Regions from separate parts of the Mus musculus genome. Here regions 2 and 3 are each linked to region 1. A link is a loop called in an ENCODE intact Hi-C map of the cell type or tissue named here. Cell type or tissue: heart. All regions are shown on one strand. Region 1 holds the start of Gm38678 (a long non-coding RNA gene). Region 2 overlaps Wdr72 (WD repeat domain 72). Region 3 overlaps Wdr72 (WD repeat domain 72).

What was found. Hi-C counts contacts between places; a loop is a spot of excess contacts. Peaks named below come from ENCODE experiments on the same cell type or tissue, not always from the same donor. Only the 100,000 strongest peaks of a DNase experiment are listed, where the experiment ranks them.
Region 2: a loop joins it to region 1, with 13 times the contacts of the local background. A loop is called at or near these places in 12 of 42 quality-filtered maps.
Region 3: it touches region 1 in a loop (13-fold over the local background); 33 of 42 quality-filtered maps call a loop at or near these places.

What each region holds. Positions count from the first base shown.
Region 1 is chr9:74,863,986-74,871,985 of GRCm38, forward strand. All of the region lies in intron 1 of Onecut1 (one cut domain, family member 1), which reads left to right. Gm38678 (a long non-coding RNA gene) reads left to right here and starts at 1,813. Exons shown (of 3, transcript XR_870922.2): 1 at 1,813-2,654; 2 at 4,165-8,000. In heart, CTCF peaks have their summits at 4,069 (motif pointing left) and 7,183 (motif pointing left); no DNase peak of the experiment used is centred here; H3K4me3 peaks cover 472 bases; H3K27me3 peaks cover 6,389 bases.
Region 2 is chr9:74,281,877-74,289,876 of GRCm38, forward strand. Wdr72 (WD repeat domain 72) reads left to right here. Exons shown (of 20, transcript NM_001033500.3): 20 at 1-1,327. Among named protein-coding and RNA genes, the nearest start is that of Wdr72, 180 kb to the left of the region's middle. In heart, a CTCF peak has its summit at 4,531; no DNase peak of the experiment used is centred here.
Region 3 is chr9:74,137,815-74,145,814 of GRCm38, forward strand. It overlaps Wdr72 (WD repeat domain 72), which reads left to right. Exons shown (of 20, transcript NM_001033500.3): 3 at 1,813-1,919; 4 at 5,674-5,752; 5 at 7,214-7,388. Among named protein-coding and RNA genes, the nearest start is that of Wdr72, 31 kb to the left of the region's middle. In heart, a CTCF peak has its summit at 4,233 (motif pointing right); no DNase peak of the experiment used is centred here.

The DNA.
Region 1 (8,000 bases):
AGCTGTGGAAAGGAAGGGGACAGAGGCGGACAGTGACCAGATCCCCCAGGAAACTCCCGGTTGAGCCTGGGCTGACAACTAGCTTTTGCGTCGTCGTCATGCTTTTTTTTTTTTCCCATCTAAGTCTCTGTGCTGCTACTGGGTGGGAATGTGTAAATGTCTTTCGAATCAGCAAGCCTGTCACCCAGTTCAAAATTCCTAGCAGGCTGTTTGATTGGGGGAGGGGGGCGGGGGACGACACTGAAAGTCTCAGCTGCCAAGTGCAGGCACCAGGCCTGGCTCCTGTAGTGGGCCAAGAGACCTAGTGGACAGCTGAGCTCAGCTGGAACTGCATCAGGGATCCAGGCACACTCGGCGACCCTTGAAGACGCGAGAAAAGGGCAGCCTAGGGGCGGACTGTGTTCATAGACCTGGGCGGAGGTTGTTGCGTTGATTGACTCCAGTATCCTTGTCCTCCCACCCCCAACCCCCCATCCCCAAGCCACACACACACACACACACACACACACACACACACACACAGCCTCATCTGAGCCTTGCGCCCAGGTCTGAGTCTTGGTGAAGAGAAAGGTAAACGCTGGAATGAGGGTTTGTTAATTAACTGATCGTTCTCCATTAATTCGTCCCTAGAGAATGAAAGACAGTCAATCCGCTCTGAGCCGAGGGCACTGAGCCGTTTCACAGACTAAAATCAAAGCGTGAGGCCGAACCCCCCTTCCCCCACCCGGTGTCTGCCAATGAGAAGCTGGGGAGAGGTAGGTGTGGACTAGCCTCAGATCCTAGTCCTCGAGGCTACCCTAACGGTTCCCCCCAATCTGGCTTCTAGAGGCCTTCCCTCGCGAATGCTATACTGCTTCAGCCTCTGACCACCCAGAATTTCTAGCATAGCTAAGCCCTTTGCTATAAAGTTCTCAAAGCAGACTCTGGTTGGTGACCCAGGAATCTGATGAGGCCTCAGCTCAGATGGAGGACCTGGGCTGATGGAATGTCACCCCTAAGCCTTCCCGGTTCCATTCTGTAGCACTCTGTGTAGCTCCATTGGGCCCCTGCGAGCAGCTGACCTTGCTGCTCTCTCTCCCTTCTGCTCCAGAACCTTCCACTACACCTTCTTGAAGCCATTGCTCCAGACCTTCCAGGCAAGGTAGTGCTTTGAGGCTATCCATTGTGGGGTCCAGGAGTGTGGATAAAAAGCTACTCCCTCATGAAAGTCACACCCCATTACTTGGTGAAGACACTCGAGACGTCAGTGACATCCCACATGGTCTCTGTCACAGGATGGTCTCTGTCACTGCCGGGAAGGACAGACTGATATGATAGGTCCTGTACTGAGCCGATTGCTTAGTCCTGGAAACCTAACCTGTCTGTCCTATGCAAGGTCCACTGACTTCCAGATAAGAAAATTGAGCCAGGGATTTGGGGGGTGGCTGCTTGGTGCTGGGGAGCCCCATGAAGGAAGACCAAGTTCTAGAACCTGTGCACCAAAGGGATGAGTTGGGTGCTGAGCTCATGAGACCTAGAAGGTCGTCTTAGGGATATCTACACACCTAAGTCCAGATGGCTAGCTCTCTGTTATTCTTGGCACCAGGCATCTGGCCCTTTCCTAGAATGTGTGGCACACGGGAGGCGTCAGTGGATGTAAAACCAGGGGACACTGGATGTCCTGAGACACAGCAGAGCACCTCCTATTTCGTTTCTTTTTCCTTTCTTTCTTTCTTTCTTTCTTTCTTTCTTTCTTTCTTTCTTTCTTCCTTCTTTTCCTATTTGGTTTCTTTAACATAAAGGCCTCAGTGAGGCAGGGGAGGGGGCTGGGGGGAGGGGAAAAAGGTACTCACAGCAAAGAGCTCAGAACCATCCCATTCTCCAGGAAAGTCGCAGCCTATTTTTGGAGCCACTAAAGAAAACCCAGCCCTGCTCATTGATTTCTTTCTTTAAAGAGAAGTCGGTTTCTGATCCTTGAAATGGTGACTAGCAGGCCTCGTGATGGAGCCTAGGACTGACCCGCCTGATGCTTTGGTGTGGCAACTGCAGGAACTTGGTACCTGCTCCCCAGGACCAGCCGCCGCCGCTGCTGCTGCTTTGTTAGCTGTTCGCCAAAGAGTAAATCAGCATCCTTTCTCAACCCCTTTATAAGACCCTGCTGAGTTCCTTTACTCTTCAGTGGAAGAGAGGTGCTCCACTTGCCTCTCTGTGTTCCACTGTAGCTTGTTTGGAGGGTCAAATCTTCTGCACGTGGCAGTATGTTTGGGGAGGCGCCTTCTGGTGTATAAATTACAAGTGCTGGTGAAAGACTGGAGGAAATTCTCACCAAATTAACTACCTTTTAAAAATCAATAGATGTTGCCTCAATGTAATGCTTGCTGCTGCTCATTAAAACGCAGCGTGACCAGACGCACGCCGCTTCTGGTCCCGAGTGGGGTGGGGAGACTGAGCTGGGTGCCCCGCCTCTGATGTGGGCGTCTATCAAGACAGGAGGAGATTAGCCTCCAATTAAATATTCCAGAAGGCTTCGGCCCCTCTGCTAGCAGCACGGAAAGAGACCGCAAGAGACACCCACCAATGAATGTGACTATAGCACTGTGCACCCAGGAGGTGGTGGCTGCTCAGGTCCTCAGCCCAGGCAAGGTCCTGTGCTAAGCAAGCCGACCCTGCTGGAGGTAAGGAGACCTCCGAGCCCTGCGCGAAGATGGCCTGCCCTGCAGCACCCGGGACTTCGCCCCCTTGCGGTCGGGTATTTATTTCTTTGTGCTAAAGGAAGATCTAAACTGAGGGAGGATGGGGGTGGGGGGAGTGTTCCTACCTGGAAGTGGCCCTGAGAAAGTCTTACCCAACCCAACCTGGGCCGTGTTTGCTGTGAGTGGCCTTGCAGCTTGGTTGATTGATAACTGGCTCTGCACACGTCCATTTGCTTTTGTGTTAATATTTATCCCGACCGGTGACATTTCAAGTGTCTGGTACTGCCGCTGCAGCGACAGCCAGGCAGGAATGCTAGGCTGGGTCTTAGGAACAGCATTTTTTCAACCCCTGAAGAATTCTGGGTGGAGAGAGAGAGAGGCCAGGACTGGGCACGAGAGATGCCAGGGCTGGAAGGGCCCCTGGGCTACAGAGTGGGAAAAGAAGGCGGTGCCACCTCACTGATTTCCTGGCGCCCTGAGCTGTGGCTCTCCCGTGGTGCAGCTGCTACTAGCCCGCTGCAGCTTGAACAAAGGGCCTGCAGGGCGCGACCGACCGTGTCCGCCTTGGAGGCTGGGGTCAAGGCCTGAAATGGCTTTCTCCCAGCGAGGCTAAGGGATAACCCGTTATCAGAAGGCAGCCGAGAGTCCCAAAGCCTCCAGGGATGAATGGTGGGGTGAACTGTGGTAGCTGAAACACACACACACACACACACACACACACACACACACACACACCAGATATGAAGTCAAAAGGACTTAGGACAGTCATCAGAAGGCTCTGAAAGGCAATTTTTCTCACAGACTCTATCTATCCCCTCCGTGGGATATTAGTTGGCTTTGTGTATTTTTTTATTGTTGGTGGTGGTGGTGAACCCACGTCCCATGAAGAGAGGAAGTGCAGAAGTTTGGGTGTGCCTGTGGTGATAATTAGCAATTGTAGTTTTTGTAGCGGGCTAACCCTGCTGTGGTGTAGTGACCTTGTGCACAACACAGAAAGAACACCCACCAGAAACAAACCCTATGGCATGTTCAGAAGGTGCCTACCACTTATTGCATCCTCCCCAAAATGCAGCCTAGTGATATTTGGATAATCCTGACCTGTGATTATCAATATCATCCCCATATGCCCAGGGGCCAGGGTACTGTGGTTATTCCAGATCCAGCCGGTTACAACGGACACAGAGGATATATAGCCAGTAGTGCGGCTATATCGTAGCAGCAAAGCCATTCAAAACCTATAACGTAACTATCTTCGAAGCTTTCTGCCCTCTGCGAGCTGAGCCGGGCAGAGGCAGAGATGAAACTGGCTTCGCTCCCAGACTTCCGAACCCAGGTTCTATATTTGCTGCAACTGGAGTAGCTGAGCAGAAGACGCTGCTCACGACCCCTAGTGGCCACCTGGCGAGAGAACAGGAGATAGATGTTGGTCTGGCCGAGGCTTTGTTTTTAGGGCATCCTTGTCTTAAAATTTTTCTAAGCCCTGTTTTGATAGGAAGAGGGTGTGGAAGAAGAAGAGGATGCAAGCTCCATCGAGGGAAACACAATTCCTTCCCTACCAATTACAGCTCGAATTCTAAGGTACCCACCCCCTAATTGTAACCTACCAAGAAAAAGTAAATGTTTTGATTCCCTGCCCGAATTATGCTGACATTTTACCTGAAAGGAGCGATAACTGCAGAGGTGACCCTGGCTCTCTGAAGTCGGAGGCTGTGACCAGAATAGTACGCCCAGATTAACAGTTCCTTTGTTTTGCTAGCTTCCCAGCAAACTGGCCTGAGTGAGTCAGAGGGCACCCCCCAGGCTTGAAGCTTAGAAGCCTTTGTTTTTCCCTCCCGAGGGGTGAGTGAAGGAGCTGTCAGAGCCTGCAGGCATGGAACCCGGGCCCAAAGTCAGGACCCTGGACAGAGCCCCGCAGCCCCGTAGCCTAATCCTGGTCTCTGTCCCTAAAAAGGCAGCCAAGATGCTACAGGATTCCATGCTGTAGCAAAGAAACATTCATAGCGAATATTCTGAAGTTTGTGAGAGCGAGAGGCCCCTCCTGGAATAAAAACCGGCCTAGTCGGGTCGTCGAAAAGATCAAAACCGTCGTCAAAGATCAGGTGTTGATTGGTTTGTTCCTACGTGGCATGGCACGTGCACACAAGCATATAAAATCGGAATTTGCGTCCCGGTGGGTGTGACAGGAGTTGGATCATTAAGCTAAAACGTTCAATTCAGTCCCTTTGATCCGTGCTGGGGAAAATCTATAGTCATCTCTAATCTACGAGGTCTTTAAGGAGGTTGTTACACTAGCTGTTTGATGTCGTCATCTTCCACATCCGTGGCAAATTCAGCTAATCAAACACGCTAGTCCCCAAAGTTCTCTCAAGCAACAGTTCTTACAGAGTATACCGGTAAAATCCATTCTTGGTTTTCTTGTAAAAAAAAAAAAAAAAAAAAAAGGAAATATTCAACTCTAATGGCTGTGGGTAATTTAGAGGGAGGGAGGTTCCCAAGTGTCTCGCTCCTCCACTTCCATAGTTAGTGGCAGTCCAGCATTCTCAGTAAACTGCATATAATGGAGTATTTAAACACATGTTCATTTTCATAACTCAACCCCAGTGACTTGAAAATGAAATAGCCAGTTTCATTTCAGAGCCTATTTAAATACTAAGATTTCCACAGTTTGATAAAATGGAATGTCGCCTAACTTGGTGGGGTAGCTACAGCAAGAGGATTTCATAAAACAATGCTTGTTATAGAATCCATTTCTAATATATAAAAAAAAATTCAGCCCATATGCACCACCAATCATTTTCTGTGTGTTGACACTTGACTAAGACAAGTGTGCACCCTCAGAAGATAGACATGTTATTTCTACATGGTTCAATAAGAAGGAACATCTTATTTCTAATGTAAATGAGTTTGGTATACAATCATACATTCCAAATACCACCCATTTATGTTTTTTTTTTTTTAATAAAACAAGTATATTCACTCAGATAAAGCTTACTCTTCCTGAGGTGACAGATGACTGGGCCAGCCATGTGACAATCTTGACTATTTGATACAAACATACAATTATTTATCAGAGTCTCACTGTTCTATCATCTACATAACCTTTCTTCCCAAAGATGCTATGATGGAACAAATAGCTTCTAAAGCATTTCTGTTCGTTTAATTAATTAATTAATTAATTAATTTGATTTAATAAGACGACAGCTGAGCAGAGCCCAACCCTAGAGGACAATTCATCAGGTTTGTCATACTGACGAATGAAAAGGGAATTTCAGTTGTTTGTTCACATTGTATTTATTTCATGCTGTGGTAGACATTCCCACTTAATACTCCCTGTCTATGCCGATGGCTCATAAGTCTTACTATACGTGGAAATTACTTAAAGGCCTAAAACAACTAATGTCTGACTGCGACCCCGTATATTTCAGTTTAATTGAATGGGGTGTGACCCAGGTTCCCAGGTGATCTCATATGCATGGAGGTCTTGGATCCTATATAGTGTGTGGTAGTTACTCTGCCTTTCTCTGATGCTTTCTGTAGTGGGTTAAATAATTTGTCTCTAGTCATCCCACTGGAATTTACTGATGCCCTGGACTCGGTTTCCCTAATTTGGAGGTCCTGGCCAAACATATCCTCCACCAATAACTTGTGTTGCCAGTTCCAGATCACAATCAATACACCCAGAATGTAAACATCATTATCTCAAGCATCCGTTTAACAAGGTCTGTGCATCACGAAGCTCTTGAAATTATAGAGTAAATTTTTTTTTCTTTGAGGCTCTCAAGGAAAGCTTTTGAAACAATTCCTTCTTCTCAGATGTACAAGCAAGATTTCTTTTAATTGATCCCCTCCAAAGAAACAGCCAGAGTGGTAACAGATGTGAAGCCCATGTCTCTCTATCCACGTTTTCACTTAAACAATTATCGATAGGCAAGGCCCATCTCATTAGATATGCTCTGCGGGTAAGCCTGGCCCTCTGGGACCCGTGCCTGCAGAAAGGCCCAAAGGCCCACGGCCACCCGTGCTTCCAAGGCTGACGTTCTCATATGCCTTTGGCTCTGTTCTTTCAAAACTTGTTTGTTACCTCAAATTTAGGACTCTGTGTGTGTGTGTGTGTGTGTGTGTGTGTGTGTGTGTGTGTGCACGCGCACGCACGCACGCACGCACACACACACACTCACACACTCACAGAGAGAGAGCGAGAGAGAGCAAATTGACAAAATCTCTGCTTGTATGTTGGTGATTGTTTGAGAGCAACTCCGTTCCTGTCACATACCACGTGCCTGTCACCCCTCTTTCTTCGCATATGTCATGGAGTAAAGAGAACGGGCAGTTTCTGGAATCATTCCTTTCTTTTAACATCTGATGGTGATTTCATGGTCCCAAAGAAAGTTTGTCAGAAGAACACAGCAAAGTATGTGCTTTTCATTTGTCTTTTCCTCTTGCCTTCTTAAACAGATTTGGAGGTAGGGGTGTTAAACATACAAGCGTGTGAAGCACGCCACCTAGTGGCAGTGGCTCTTACAGCAGGCGCCTTAACGAGTGGATCAGGAGCTGCTACCGTGATTCCAATATTGATGGAGTCACAAAAATCGTTCATTAAGGCAATTTAATCTTTGCTATTAAATGTCCTTTCAATTCATTTGGGGTAATTAAGATGCAGTTAAAGTGATTAAATTCTAATTACTTATGCCAGAGAAAGACGTATTTGTCACGCTAATGCTGTTAGAGGAAGGACTTAGAAAGAAAGTTAACGTTTACTTCAAATGATGCAGCTGGAAAAATCAGTTCCTCTTTTCATCATTAATCTGGTGAGCTGGGCGATTATGTAATGGCACTACAAGATCATTAAATAGGAGAAGTGCTGATTAAAATGACTGCCAGGAGGAAAACTTGAACAAGAAGTAACTCAGTACAGTATAGTCAGCCTCCTTGGGCAAAATCACTCGGTGTTCAAGCCTCTAAGCCCTCACCCCCAAAGTAATAAAAACCTGGTAAGCTTTATCCTCGAATTGAAAGAGGGGTGGCACACAGAAGGCTTTTATTATCAAACCAAAGTCATTGTTAAATGTAAACAGTAAAAAAAAAAATACACAGGGTCTTATGTATTCCAGGCTAGTCTTGAACTCACTATGTAACCAAGGATCACCTTGAACTTCTGATCCTCCTGCCTCCACCTCCTGAGTTCTGGGGTGTGCCACCATGCCCAGTGCTGGGGATCAAAGCCAAAGCATTCAAGCATTTGAGGCAAGCACACAACCAACTCAGCTCCAGCTCCAACCCTGGAGAAACATCTTAAAGAATAGTTTAAATTGGAGTAGAGAAAGCAAG
Region 2 (8,000 bases), 580 kb before region 1:
ATTGAGGATATCCAAGTCCTAATTCAAGGCAATGATTGCCTAAGCGAGTCTCCTTCCTCCTCCTTATTTTCTGTCAATATTTGCAACAAAGAACGCCAGCCCACAGGCATAGATTTAACACCATTTCAGATGTTCATCTTCTCAGCTCCTGAACTGCAAGAGCCAAAGGAATTCACAGGACTCTCAATTCACTGTTGCTTCAAGGTATTTAACCCAAAACGTTACCGACTTTGCCATGTTGAGTTAGGACATATTGTTTTAGTGGGTGCTTCAATTCAGACCAGGTCCTGCACGTCTCATCCTTAAACATGAAATGTCCTTTAGTCAATCTTTGACACAGTAGCTAGCCTTGTGAGATCCAATCAGCATGGAGCTCTAATGACACAATGGAGAATGTCTTTAATTAAATCTTATTAGCCTCATAGACCTGGGGGAGGGGATCCTACTTGCAACACAGCAGGGCTCATCCTTTGTTAGAATAAACATCTGCAGTTCTTTTCCCAGAAAGAAGCTGGACTACTGGGAATTCTAAACTAAAATATGCAAAGCAGTATCAACAGAAATGGATGGAAAGTGCTCACCTGTTAAAGGGATCTGAATTTTGTGTTGTGATTTTTTTATTGACTGTCTAACTTATAAAAAAAATCATGAAAGATTTTTAAAGTATATTTAAATGAATAGAAATATGCCCTAACTCATAGAAAGATGGAATTAAAGATATATGATATATACATGTATGTACACATATGTATGTGTGTGTGTAGTTCATATAATTTCATAAAATTTTAATTCTAATTTTCTAAGCAACAGCCTGAGATCCTTGTTGAAATGCGGCAGTCAGGGGGAAAGAGAGCTTCAAAATGAGAAATACATCTTTAAGCTGACTTGCCCTGTAAGCTTTGGGACTTGCAATTAATTATTGAGCTGGATGAATGTGAATATGGATCTAATGATGAATATCAAAAAACTGTAATGCCTTCAAAGTAGATGAAAATATATCTTTCATGTTTCCCAAAATAGCATGTCTCTGCATGAAGTCAATTTTGATTTGTACTTAAACTGTAATATGTTGTTAATAGTAATACCCATGGAAACCATTATCTTCTGAACATTTTACCTGTTTGGATATGGCTATGAGTCATTTGAAGCAAGTTACAAACAAGTCAGGCAGGGGATAGATTCTGTCTTTCAAGGCCATCACAAGCATTTTGGGTGATGAAGTATTAAATCAGTGCATGTTTTCTAACAAGGAAAGTTTTAATAGTTAAATCCCAAGTACATATTAAAAGTCTGGTATGTTTATTAAAAGTAAGTTTTATTATTTTCATTGATATGTCCTATTATTCCGTTTACAGAGAATAACAGTATATTTAAATCATTGCTGTATTTAGCATATTTTCAGATCTAAAGAAACCATTAATAAATCCTTGACAAATATTTCATGGAGTCTGCAGTGCTGGGAAACCAAACATGGTGGAAGCTTGACTTAACTAACCAGAGTTTTATAATTCTGGAGCACCATATGTTTGAGTTCATATTAATATGAACAAATTCATATTAAATGACTTCATTATGACTCTTTCTTATCATTTTCTAAAAGCCAACACTACATAAACAACAACAATAACAACAACAGCAACAACAACAAAACCCTTTTAAATGCTAAAAAAGAGAGTGCTAAAAACTGAATGTGCTCCTCCTGCTGGTTCTACTTAAGATGCAAATCCATCCATGGTCTGTTTGAAAATGCTCCCTCTATGAGCACTGTCTTATGACCACGTTTTCAGTGATTTCTAGTCTAGGAAAACTTGACTAGTTATGCCTGTCCACTTGGTACCACAGTGCTCAATTAAAACTGAAAGTCTGCCTTAGGTCTATCCCCTGGTGAACCGTGGAGTACATTCAATTGTTTGTACTCGGAGTCGTCCTGTGATTGTAGTGAATTTTTGGATTAAAAATAATCTTGCCCTGCTTCTTGGCAATCATCTAGTAATATTTATGCCTGAGTACACCTACGTACAGGAGTCTCATTCAGGGAAATGCCACATCTTCAGAAGTGTGTGCCAGCACCCTCTGTGCGAGTTGTGGAGTTGTTCCTGCAGTGGTACAGAGGGTGGAGTCTAGAAAGTGCCTGATGCTGAGAAAGAGGCTAGCCCAGTGTATCCTGGCAGTGTAGGCTTCTCAGATCTCCATTCCCTTGGCCTGTTGACAGGCTTCCTGGCAGTGCTCATCCAAAGAGCTTCACATCATGGCTTGTGGATGGCAATGCAAGCCCTGGAAAACAAGCAATAAAAATCAAACATGTGATATTATAAACACACAGGCAGGCAGCCTCAAGTATCCCCCAGCCCCCCTTAAACTCTAGAAACTAAGCTAAGACTTCCTGGAGCACTTTAGTATCAGGAAATGACAAGAAAATATGTTGTAGTAGGTAGGCTGACCTCAGGGGCTAGCATCTGCGGTCATGTTTATCTCCCTTGTTTGTCCAATTTCCTGCAATTTTAAAATCCCTTTAGCATTATTCAAATCAACAATTTTAGAAACTATAGTGTTTTTTCCTTGATTGTGATAATCTAGTTTTCAAAAAATTAATGTATATGCTGTAAATTTAAAGTAGGGTGTCAGAAAAGTTTAATTCCAATTGATCTCATTCTTCATTTCACAGAATGGTGTCTTGTAATTTAAAATTTTAATTTCATACAGTTTATTTGATCAGTTATTTTAAGGCATTTTCAGACTCCTTTGTTCCCCAGAAAATGGATTCTAATGTGTATTCAATGTGCTCAAAGCTGCTGATGATAACCACATAGTCTCTCCTATGCAAACATCTCTACAGTGCTTAGCATTCATTAAAGATTTTCTAAATTAGCAGTAATCAAATTTAAACTTGTTAAAAATGTTTGAATGTTGTCCTCCACACACAGTTAAATGCCATCCTGGCCACATGCAGTGGTTCTTGCCTGGGTCACTTTGGTCAACAAGGATCCTGCAGACAGCATGTGGAGTAAAAGGATAAATAAAAATGACCAGTCTCCCAAGGGAGCCGCTGCTGGACACTCCCTTCTGGCTTACGTCCCTTGGAGACTGGCAGGTGTTATGTCACCTCTAGACTAGAGCAGGGACCAGGTTGAGCCTGCTCTGCCACAGCTCTTACCCTCTGGTTCTAACTTCCCCAGGCCTCATCTTGAAACTTAAGATATCAGACCTTTTTTTTTTTTTTTTTTTTTTTTTTTGCAGTTCTTTGGATCTGATAAATATTGCACTAAAAATATTTGTCTTATATTAATTAGATTTTTAAAAACCATTCCTTATTTATGGACCTGCTCATTTAGTTTTTAGTAAATACACTGTTGCTCGTCGCCCCATCCCACCCCAATTGATCTGTATATAAGTGGACTGTGATGGTTGTGGTATTCATAGACCACCTGAACATGTTTACATTAGTGTGTGTGTGTGTGTGTGTGTGTGTGTGTGTGTGTGTCTATCTGTCTGTGTATGTGTGATAAAAGAGAAGATTCTTGGTGTTTCAGGTTCTCCCTTTGGACAATTTCTCTAAATACCTTCACCTTATTGCTACAGCACATTTTCTGCCATCCATGAGAAGGAACCTTTTGTCTTCCGTAGCCTGATCCTTAGAAAGGTGGTAGGGATTTTTATTCAAGGACACAAGGTCTTTAACAGCAATGACAAACAGTTCCTATTTAGTACACACTCCACCGAAATCTGGAAAGTACAAATGCCAGCAACATGCCAATATTCATAACATTACATAAAAGCAATAATTAGTTGGCACATGCCTCCTAAAGCTATCATTTACTCACTTAGCAATCACTTTAATTGCAATTATCTGCAAAGTCATCAAGAGCCTTTTAGATCCTGACAGTGCATATTCTAGGAGAAGGTGTTTTCATGAATCCTTCTGAGAGAGAGAGAGAGAGAGAGAGAGAGAGAGAGAGAGAGAGAGAGAGAGAGAGAGAGAGAGAGAGAGAAGAGAGAATCTATGCTACATTCTTGACACACTACAAACTTCCTATAAATTTTTAAAGGATTCCCTGTTAATGCTGTAGGGTCAACTGCATTGCTGATCCAAACAAACCTCTTTCAGCTAGCATCAAACCGTTCTATTTTTGTGCTCTCCAGTTGCATCCTGTGTTGTGTCTGCTTCCATTCTGTGTTCTGAAGTTGGGTAATGGGAGTCGGGGATACAGAGAACTCAGTTCAAGATTATTTTTTCTACCCAAGAGAGGAACCCTGGGGGAGAAGTTGCCCTGTTTTTATGGTAGAAGCAATTCCCTGAGATCAGACCCTAATTCAAATAAGCAGCCAGTTCCTTCCTCCCCAGTCTAAGCAAAGAATTTACTTCAACTTCTTATTTGAGAATTCAAAATAACGGGGTAGAATAAGTACTCCTTTGGGAGAGTGAAGTGGAGAGATAAATGTGGCTGTCTCCAGGGTATGTTCCCCCAGACAGCACTGTCACAGGTCCCCTCTGAGAAGAGCTGATTTGTTCATAGTCTTCCTGCCATGTAGGGGGCAGCAACACCCAAGGTTAGAAAATAACAGTCTCATTCCCTGGCTCTGGTTCAAAACATATTCTAACTGGGAAAAAAAAAATCCTTGTAGAAGGGAAAGGGCTTAAAGCACAAAGACAAATTCCTCTCTGTCCTCCCCTATCTCTAAAGCACTATTTTAAGGTTATACTTAAACCCGTTCCCATAACTTGGAGACATCTGTCACTTCCCTCAATACGGAAGTCATATTCTCCTCCTGTTCAGACTGATAGAATTTGTTTCTGCTTCTATGTTTACTAGAGTCTGATTTCTTTCCCTTCTCCTGACTGGAGCCTTTCTCCAGCGAAAGGAAGGAAACTGCTTCCATCCCAGACTCTCTATGCTTCTAGGGAAATGGAGCAAGGTCATCTATGTACACACCTGGAGGCAGGGCCGGGGGAAGAACTGGAGAACTGTCTTGAGTAAATGTGACTAGACAATCATTGGCCCTGATCTTCCTAATGAGATGTGACTGCACACATCTGTCAAATGAAGGCCACCTCCACACCCAGAAGCCCAAGACACCTGAAAGGGAGGCCAGAGACCTCGCAGCAGCAGCCACATGAGCAAGGAGAGGGTGTGGCCTTGCTGGGGTGGTTGTGGGTCACATTCCTGAGGAAGCTGTTTATTCAAATGTCCATAAGGATTTGGGACTTGTGTGCACCCCACTGTATAACTAAAGTTTGCATTTCCTTGTACTAGAAAACTGGAGAAAAGTAGGCTGTTCTTCTGTTCCTGATACTTAGGTACAACTCATACATGCTATAGAAAACAGCTTTTGTGAAGGCAGCTTCAGGACATTCTCCTTACATAGACTCAGTATGTCCACAATATCAAGAAAATGCTCAGGGTTTCACGCAGATAAGCACGTGGGAACCGACTCCCAAGGCAAGGGAGGTAAGAGAGCAAGAAGACAAGGGAGCTGGCATCTCCTCTCGGTTTTCTTTCTCCCTTCTTTTGTTCCTTCACTTTGGGATGTCAACATTCCCAAAGCTGCGAACCTTTAATGTAGACCCTCATATTGTGGTGTGACCCACAACCATGAACTTATTTTTGTTGCTACTCCATAACTGTAATTTTCTACTGTTATTAGTCATAATGCAAATATGTTTTTCGATGGTCTTAGGTGACCCCAATGCAAGGGTCTTTATACCCCAAGGGGTCACAACCCACAGGTTAAGAACCATTGGCTCACATCCCTGATCCCTTCTCTCTTAACCTATGTAGTTTAATAGAAATATTCTGAAAAATAACATGCTTATCACAAGCATTGAATGTGGCATAAATGTTGAGCAACTTGGCTACTTGGCCTTCCTTTTCTTCTCTTTTCTTAAAGGGTGTGTGTGTGTGTAACTGTGGGCATATTGTGGCACATGTGTGAAGGCAGAGGTGTCAGTCTTCCTTTGAGACAGGGTCTCTTGTTCACCACTGCATGTGCAAGTCTGGCTGACCCACATGTTTGTAAAGATTCTCCATTTTTCATCTTCCATAGGAGTGAAGTATTTCCATTACAGACATGTGCTAGCTACCGTGTTCAGCTTTTTATGGGTTCTTGGGACTCGACCTTGGATTTTCATGCTTGTATAGCAAGTACTTTAGCCACTGAGCCATAGTCTCAGCCTTCCCTTCACTTTCTTACTAGAAAATAATGATTAGACAGTCTCACACACTATCCTGAGTTTTATTATCTTCATGTGTACATGTGGACTAAAACTCACAACTATATGCATCATTTGCATATACTATTATTAATAAATAAAATATTACAATTAATTAAGATCAGTTTGCATACCAAAATGCCTGGTTATTATCATTATTATAGACAGTCAGAATGGTACTCTGGTTCTTAGGCGGGCTTGTTACTCAGATTGGAGGATTTGGCATACACAAAGTACATAAGTAAGTTTAATAAAACTGTCCTTTTAAAAGTGTTTGATGTTAATTGGATTAAAGATCAAGGGCAGTGTGGCCAAGTTTCATAACTGATTTAAAGACCAAGGATTTCCACAGCATGGTAGATAACAAAAAAACCAAATAGTTAATGTTCTGTATCATAAAAGATAATCTTCCAGGAATACTTACATCTGAGTAGCATGCGTTCATCTACGGTTGTTCAGAGCAAGCAACTTCCCTCTTAACCCCTGTCAATGCTAACATCCTGATGCTAAGATACATGTCTGAGTGGCTTTCTGTGAGTGTCACGAAAGACCAAAGCAAAACACATATGCACCTCTAAAAAGGCATTAAAAACATAGAAAGCCAGAGCGCTCCTGGACATTAGGTGATAGGATATGCTGACTTCTGCCTTCCCACACAGGGGGACATGTATTGGAAATCACTTCCTGTTAAGCTAAACTGTCAGAATGGAGCCACTCGGCTGAAAACACAGTTCAAGGTAGTGCTGACATAGAGCCCCAGTTTCCTCCAGTGTCATTACACACCAACAGAACAAGTCTGGAATGGAAGCCTGTCCTTGGAGATCCTCAGTAAAGAGTGGTGAGATATTGCACCACAGCTTGCCTTCTTCAGTTCTCTTTTTCCCTCATCTGTTTAAGTGGGGAAAAAATACAAGAGAGAATATGACTGGTTAAAGACCATTTCTGTTGGAGAAACCCTGATGATCCCACTAACAAGAGACCAAAGGAGGAAGGCCAGAGTTAATAAAAGTGAAAATGTGGTATATTTACACAATGGAGTACTACTCAGCTATTAAAAACAAAACAACAATATGAACTAACTAGTACCTCCAGAGCTCTCTGGGACTAAACCAACAACCAAAGAAAACACATGGTGGGACTCATGTCTCTAGCTGCATATGTAGCAGAGGATGGCCTAGTTGGTCATCAATAGAAGGAGAGGACTTTGGTCCTGTGAAGGTTCTATGCCCCAGTATAGGGGAATGCCAGGACCAGCAAGTGGGAGTGGGTGGGAGTAGGGGGAGGGGGAAGGGATAGGGGGGTTTTGAAGGGGAAACTAGGAAAGGGGATAAATTTGAAATGTAAATAAAGAAAATATTAAATAGAAAATGGAAAAAGAATGAATTCATGAAGTTCTTAGGCAAATGGATGGAATTAGAAAATATCATCCTGAGTGAAATAACTCAGTCACAAAAGAACACACATGGTTCTTTTGCACTCACTGAGAAGTGGATATTAGCCCCAAAACTTGAAATATCCAAGATTCACTTCACAGACAAGGTGAAGGCCAAGAAGAAGGAAGACCAAAGTGTGGATGTTTCAGTGTTTCTTAGATGGGGGAACAAAATACTCACAGGAGAAAATATGGAGACAGAGTGGAGCAGAGGCTGAAGGAAGGGCCATCCAGAGACTGCCCTACCAGGGGATCCATCCCATATACAGTCACCAAACCCAGACATTATCTTGGATGCCAGGAAGTGCTTGCTGACAGAAATCTGATATGGCTGTCTCCTGAGAGACTCTGCCAGAGCCT
Region 3 (8,000 bases), 730 kb before region 1:
TCACTGTGTGTCCTAGTGGGATTCTGTTGCTGTGATAAATGACATGACCCAAGACAACTTAGTGAAGGAAAGTGATTATTTAGTTTTTACATCCAGGTATCAGTTCATTACTGGGGAAAGTTGGGGAAGGAACTCAAACAGAGGCTATGGAGGAGCACTACCTACTAGCTTGCTTCCCGTGGCTTGCTATGCGCTCTCTCATATAGCCCAGGCCCATCTACCTAGGAACAGTACCATCCACAGTGGGTTGGGCCCTACTACCTCAATCACCTATCGAAAAAATACCCTTCAGACTTGCCCTACAGGTCAGCCTGATTAATGCAAGTCTTCAGTTGAGGTTACCTTTTCCCAGGTGACTCTAGATTTGTGTCAAGTTAATGACTGTCTTAGTCAGGGTTTCTATTCCTGCACAAACATCATGACCAAGAAGAAAGTTGGGGAGGAAAGGGTTTATTGGGCTTACACTTCCATACTGCTGTTCATCACCAAGGAAGTCAGGACTGGAACTCAAGCAGGCCAGAAAGCAGGAGCTGATGCAGAGGCCATGGAGGGATGTTCATTACTGGCTTGCTCAGCCTACTCTCTTATAGAACCCAAGACTACCAACCCAGAGATGGTCCCACCCACAAGGGGCCTTTCCCCTTTGATCACTAATTGAGAAAATGCCTTGCAGCTGGATCTCATGGAGGCATCTCTCCAACTGAAGCTCCCTTCTCTATAACTCCAACCTGTGTCAATTTGACATCCAAAACCAGCCAGTACAATGACTAATGCTAACCATGACACCATGTCACCCGAAGTGGTATACTTCTGGTTACTGAATTGAATCAATTTAGTCCTTATGGTTACTGACTCATACTATAGTTAATTCTTTCTTAGGGCCCCTGAATGGACACAATATAGGCTTTTATGAACTGACATTTGTCCACAATTTGTCATGTGATACGGAATTATTTCATTGTTCTAGAAGTCCCTTGTGCCCTATGGTCTCCTGCTTTCCCGAACCCTAGATGAGCACTAATGTTTTTACTTCCCTAGTTCTAGCTTGACTCAAAGGTCACAGAGTTGGAGTGTTGCAGCAGTGGTTTGTCCAGGGTGGCTTCTTTCACCTAAGCAACACATGCGGAACTCTACCTGTCTGTTCAGCTTAGCTGCTCGTTTCTTTTCAGCGTCAGCTGTATCCCATTGTTTGCCTACAGTTCTGTAGTTTATATTCTACTGAGGGGCAGCTTGGTTGCATTCCCATTTTTAATAATCCTGAGCAAAACTGTTACAAATGGGCGTAGGTTTTTGTGAGGATGTTACTTTTCAATTTGTCTGGGAGAACCAATGACATTTGTCATTCCTGGGTCAGGGGATGGCTTCCAGCATGTGACCCTCCTGCCTTAGCCTAGCAAGTGCTGGAGTTACAGGCATCCAGTATCACTTGCCCCACCCGCAACAGGCTGGGGTCATGGGGTGGGGGTGGATATCTGGACATGAGAAACAAGTGCACCAACTTATATATATTCAAAACTGGAATGTTGAGCAAGTAGTCTGCTGGTCACCTAAGTTTCATGATGAAGCCCAAACAAATAAAATGGATAACTAAGGACAGCACATTCCTTCATCTCCGGGTTTCCTCGTCTGTGGATGTTGATGTGCTGTGTATCAGCTTACCTGAAACTTGTGCACATAAAACCTCTTAGCACAAACATTTTCGTAATTAGAATATGCAAATGCATTATTATTATTATTAATTATTCCTGGGAGTTCAGAGTTGTTGGTTTTTTTTTTTTTTTTTTTAAAAAAACTCACTTTCAACATTTTTAGATTTCAGCTAAAGAACTTCTTTTTGGTCATTCGGCTTCGGTGACATGTTTGGCAAGAGCGAGAGACTTCTCCAAACAGCCTTACGTTGTGAGTGCTGCTGAGAATGGGTGAGTGACGGGTGTCTACATTTACCTCCGTCTCCATTACCTTCCTTTGTGACCCTGAAAAGGAGTGGAGGGGAGATGTGCCTGTGACTAAAGCGCTTGTACACAAATGTGATTTCCTGTGTTAGAATCCCAGCAACCATGATAAAAGCTATAACCCCACATCTGAGGCGTGTATATTGCAGCAGGAGATCCGGAGGCTGCTGTCTGATCAGTCTTGCCAAATTGATGAGCCCCAGATGTCATGGGAGACCAGGAGAGAGCAATCTAGACAAACACCCAGTGTTGACCTCTGGCCTCCAAGCACTTCATGCCTGGTGTGGTATCGAACACCTGTAACTCTAGCACTCAGTAGGCTAAGGCAGGAGGATCACATGTTGACGGTCATTCTTAACCCAGGAAATGATATTTATTCCCACTCTCCCACAGGAATTGAAAAGTAGCAGCCACACAAAACCCACACATAGTTGTATACCCACTCTCCATGTTCAACCACATATGTGTGTGCACGCACAAACACTGAGACATTCACGATAAAGTGAAGCTTGACTGAGGAAAACAGCCAGTGTGGACCTCTGTCCTTTGCACATGCAAAAGGAAAGCACACAGTAAGATAGTTGGACTGACTTTTGGAAAAATGCTAATCTTGATTATGTGATAGGACCAAGCTTTACACTGCAGTGATTGTAAGACAATCAGAAAAAATAATAAATCAAGGAAAACATAAAAGAAAATGAGGTTGGGAAAGATGGTTGTAAAAATAATAGGCTAGGTAAATGATATTTTAAAAGAAAAATGGTGGGAAACACTTATCAGGCATGTACTAACCAAATGAGGTTGATATGGTAATATTAAAATTTATATTAATAAATTTACATAGTTAATGCAACATGGTAAATTAAAATTTCAGAACACAAAGCCTTGGCATTGGTAGAGAGGATAGCCATATGTTATGAGACATTCTGGTAACCAGTGGATGAACGGTAGGTAAGTGTCCCAACTCAGAATGGAAATTCTGCCAGGAGAGGGGCCTTAAGACTGATCCATCTCAGAGTTACCTGCCAAGGCTCAGTGTAGAGTTCTGGGCCTTAATCCTGCAGATATGAGTACATAGGGGTGACCTTGGGCCCATTAAGTTGTATTTCTAGCACAATCTTTGGCTATCCTTCTATCCCTACATCCTAGAGACTGTATTTAAATCCTCCTGTGCCCACTTGTAGACAGCTGGGGAAGTATGAGACTGACGCTAGGTTGGGAATCTTACATTCGGATAGACCAGTCATCGACAGAACCAACAAAGGAAGAAGGTGTTGCCCAAGGCTTATGAAGTCCCAGATGCCATACGAGTGAAACCATCTGTAGGCAGGTGGGTATGGGAATCTTGAGCTCTGATGAGAAATCTTAGCTTACCAAGCACAGAGACAGCAATAAATAATTAGGAGTAGATAGCTCTCAGAGGGAATAGGAAAGAAGAAAAGAGAGTCCAGATGTGGGTCTGAAGAGATAGCGTGGCAATGAAGAATGCTTACTGCTCTTCCAGAGGACTCAACTTCATATTCCAGCACCCACATGAAGGTTCACAACTGCCTGTAACTCTGACTCCAGAGGACCAGGTACCCTCCTCAGGGCTCTAAGGACATTACACTCATATGCACATATACATTGTTGCCCCCCCCACATACACATAGATAAGAATAAAATAAATCTTTAAAAACTGATTACTAGTGATACCAGTAATAACTTAAAAATAAACTTACCTCAAAACATATCAGCTTACCAAGAGTTTAAAAAAAAACAACACATGGTAGAAACTAATAACAGCCATGGGGTGAGGATTTCTGGAGTATTCTAAATACTTTAGGGTGTTTGTTGATACAAGGAAGGACCATAAATTACAGCGCTAAACTACGTTACTGTGTTATTTTGTACCATTGGCTACTTAGAATTCCATTTCTAACTTTGATTTCTATATCCTTCATTTCCCCTTTAGATATGTTAGTAGTGGTTTCATTTCTGGGATATATTTTTAATGTCTATATTTCCTTTCTTCTTATTTTTTTCTGCATGCATACAAACACACATCATATGTGTTTGTGGACACGCAAAGTTTTTCCTCCTGTCTTGTAAATTACACGTCTTTTCAGGTTACCTTGAAAAATCTTTGGGATGCAGTTAGTTAAACAATGAATATTTTCTATGAATATTTTCTTCTGATTCTAGGGCACACCTGTGTACCTTGCATTTATGGCATTTTGGAATGAGATCCTTTGTTGTGGAGACCTGTGCAACACAAGGTGGCTGCGGCACTTCTGCTCTCTGGCCACTAGATGTCAGCAGTGTGTTCCTAGTAGCAATGAGGTTCCTGGAAAGTGGTTGATTGTGGGGAACCAAAACCACTCAGATTTCAGAATGACTGGTTTAGAATATTGACTCCTAGTGTTCTGTTATCAAAACAAACCCCTGGAAATCATCGAATGTATGCAATGCTTAATAGCATTAATCTGTTTTAATTTTATTTATTTATTTTTTTTTACCTCAACTATTACCAGTAATTATCTGTTATCTTGGCCTTCTTCTCAGTCTAAAGGTACTGTTCAATATTTGTTCCTGGTTATTTCATTTCTGTATCTTATCTTTAAAATGATTTTTATATTGTTTCATGTTTCCTAAGTGACACAAAACATCCACAAGTTCATGGGAAGATTTGGTTTTAACAGTGTGCTTTTTATAAAATATGAAACTTTTTGTGGGTCTGGAGACATGGCTCTGCAGCATTTCCCACAACACTCACAAAGCTTGTGTTTCTTCTCTCTCTCTCTCTCACACACACACATACACACACACACATACACACACACACATATCTTCTGTATTGAAGTGTCTAAAACCAAAGACTCTTATGCTCTTATGCAACACTGATTTTGCTGCCTTGGTTTACTGAACAGAAATCCCCTAGGTTTAAATTACCTGGCACATTTCACAGCTTCATTGTACAGACTGTGTCCATATCGTCATAACATGAATTAAAACAAGAAGCCTAAAACAAATAATGAGGCTTTTTTCAAATATCAAGTTAAGGCTTGTTTATTTCAGGATTTTAAATCATGAGTGGAAAAAAACATCAAATAAAGAAACTGGATCGTGGTGGACCAAATGAGGCCTCTTGGTGGTGCTGTTTGTTTTCATGAGAGAGGGAAGAGAGAGAGGGGGAGAGAGAGAGAGGGGAGGGGGGAGAGGGAGAGGGAGAGGGAGAGACAGAGACAGAGACAGAGACAGAGACAAAGAGACAGACAAAAAGACAGACAGAGACAGACAGACAGACAGAGCAGAGAGACAGAGAGAGGAGAGTTTCTGCAAACAGATATGATGTGTGTCCTCCTCAGAATATGTAGTTTAAGCTCAATGATGTAAACTGCTTTTGAATGATGCTATTTCCATGGAAAGTCCATAGTCCTGTCCCTCTTGAAGGCCACAATGCCTGAGACCCCACATTGTTCTCAGCCAGGATGGTCCTAAAACAAAGCTTGCAGGCTGGAGGCAGGGTGTCATTACCCACACAAAATGATACAGAGACACTGTGTCAACCTTACTAATGACCGCAGCAGTTTCCTGCCCAGTAATCTGTAACAAAAAAAAACCTACATGCGTGATCAGGTTGCGCCTAAATGCATCACTAAAGAAAAACTTGGAGGCACAAAAATTATTCCAGCCAATTGTGTGGAAATGGGAGAGAATAATGTGGAGTGTTCTGTTCCAGGGAGATGTGTATGTGGAATGTGAGCAGCGGCCAGTGTGTGGAGAAGACCAGCCTTCCTTACAGGCACACAGCCATCTGTGTAAGTGCGCTCCCCTCAGGACACGTGAGATGCTCAAACAGTAACTACATGTTGTGCTTTCTATCTATCTGAGCACTTAGTATCTTTGGAGAATATTCTTTTCTTGCATTTTCTTTTTTTTTTTCCTCCATGGTGAGAAAAATATCCCCAGTAATTGTCTGTTATCTTGGCCTTCCTCTCAGTCTAAAGACATTGTTCCACAGCATTTGTTTCTTGTTATTTCATTTCTGCTTCTTATCTTTCTAGAAAAAAAATGATTTTTATATTGTTTTGCATTTCCTAGGTGACACAAAATATCCACAAGTACATGGGAAGATTTGGCTTTAATGATGGATGTGTGTTTTTTTTTTTTTGGTTTGGTTTTTTTTTTTTTTTTTTTTTTTTTTTTTTTTTATAAAACATGAGACTTTCTTCTGGGTCTGGAGAGATGGTTCAGGGCTTAAGAGCATTCGCTCTTCTTCCAGAGGACCAGAATTTGGTTCCTAGCATAGGAATCCTGCCTCTAACAGCAGCTCCAAGGAGATGCCCTGCCCTGTACTACCTGCTGCAGGCGGTGCACTCATGTGCACATACCCGACCCTACATTGATGCACACATGCCCATAATTAAAAGTGTAAAACTCTCAAGAAAACAGTAAAGCTCAGGCCATGTTTTAAAATCTTAACTAGTTCTTCTGGTGGGTTTATTTGTTTCTCTTTTACTTTTTCTTAACTTGTAAATGATAAAGAAGCCTAGTTATAATTTCTATAATCATTTTCCAATTAAGGGGCTTTCTTGTTTCCCCCAGTATCAGAGGTGGAGCCCAGGGCCTCACCTGAACTTTATCTTAGCCATACTTTCTGATTTTTAAGTAGCTTCTGGATTATGACAGACAGATTAAAAATGAAGGGGTAATTTCACCACCCATATGTCTTTATATTTTTCCCATTGTCCATGCTGGAACCTCATACAGCAACACTCACCCACTCTCTCCTCTTGTCTTGGGATCAGAACCCAGATGCAGAGCTCAGGGTTGAAGTAGAATGGATAACCTGGTCTCTAATAGAAAATACTTCCAAAATGTATTTGGTACAAGAATACTTCCCCAGTACTCTTGAAACACTTTCATTTCTTACCAATTTTTAGCAGTACTACTGGAAGCAGAGAATTCAGGTTGTTACTGTTTAGCTCTGAATAACATTGCAGAAATAATATACCTATTGCTGTCCCATGACTTACAGTGTGTCTTTTAAAAAGAACTCTCCTTTTACCTGGGGGATGGGGTGTGGTTGAAGCTAAGCTGAAAAGTCAACATGACAAGAGTCTGGGGTTAATGAAGGGAATTTGAGGTGTTACCTAGATCGGAGGGTTCACTGAGGAGAGGCTGGCTGGAATTCAAGGGAGAGAGAGGTCTTTACACAGCTAGAAGGGTGTCAATGTTATCCATCTCTGAGGTGCTGTTCTTGGAATTCCATCCCATAGTACTACCACTGCTCCTTCCGGATGACTGGAGAGGGCTGGCTGCTGTGCTGTGGGGAATATCAAGATGTTCTCGTCCTTGATGCTGGAACTCTGGCTGTCCTGCATACCTTCACCTCTTTACAGTCGCCCGACTGGATGAAATGCATGTGCATCGTTCACTCCGTGAGAATTCAAGGTAACGGTGGGCACCTTGGCGTCTAAGATGGTGCAGCGGCCGGTGAGATACTACTGAAACTGTCAAGCAAGAGTTGAGATCACTGTTAGTGTTCTCCTTGTCCTGGGGCAGCTCTTAAAACCATGGCAGGGGGAAACCCAGATCTCCTCCACCAGTGGGTCAAGGTATTAGGAAGCCAGCAGGAGGTGGAGACATGCAAAAGAGAATCTGTTTCTATGATCCAGTTCTCAGTTCTGCTTGCTGAGAGGGACAGGCAGTTGGGCTGTTTGTGTGTTCTCTCTCTGGCTTTCCTTCCTCTTCCCCTGGTCTTCCCCTTCTTTTCTTTTGTCTGTCTCTCTGTCTGTCTCTGTCTCTGTCTCTCTGTCTCTCTCTCTCTCTCTCTGTGTGTGTGTGTGTGTGTAGGTGTGGGGCACTTTTTCTGGATATACCACTGAAACTCTGTTTCTGTAGTTGGTAATGCCCAAGTAAAATGTGAATTGCTTCTACATTCCCACCTATAACAGGTTCAGCACAACCATTGCCTGACAGGCGCCATGGCTCTTCTTTTAGCTGTATTCTGCACACACATAGGGTAGAACCTGGAATGGAATCATTCCCTTAACAAAAATCAAA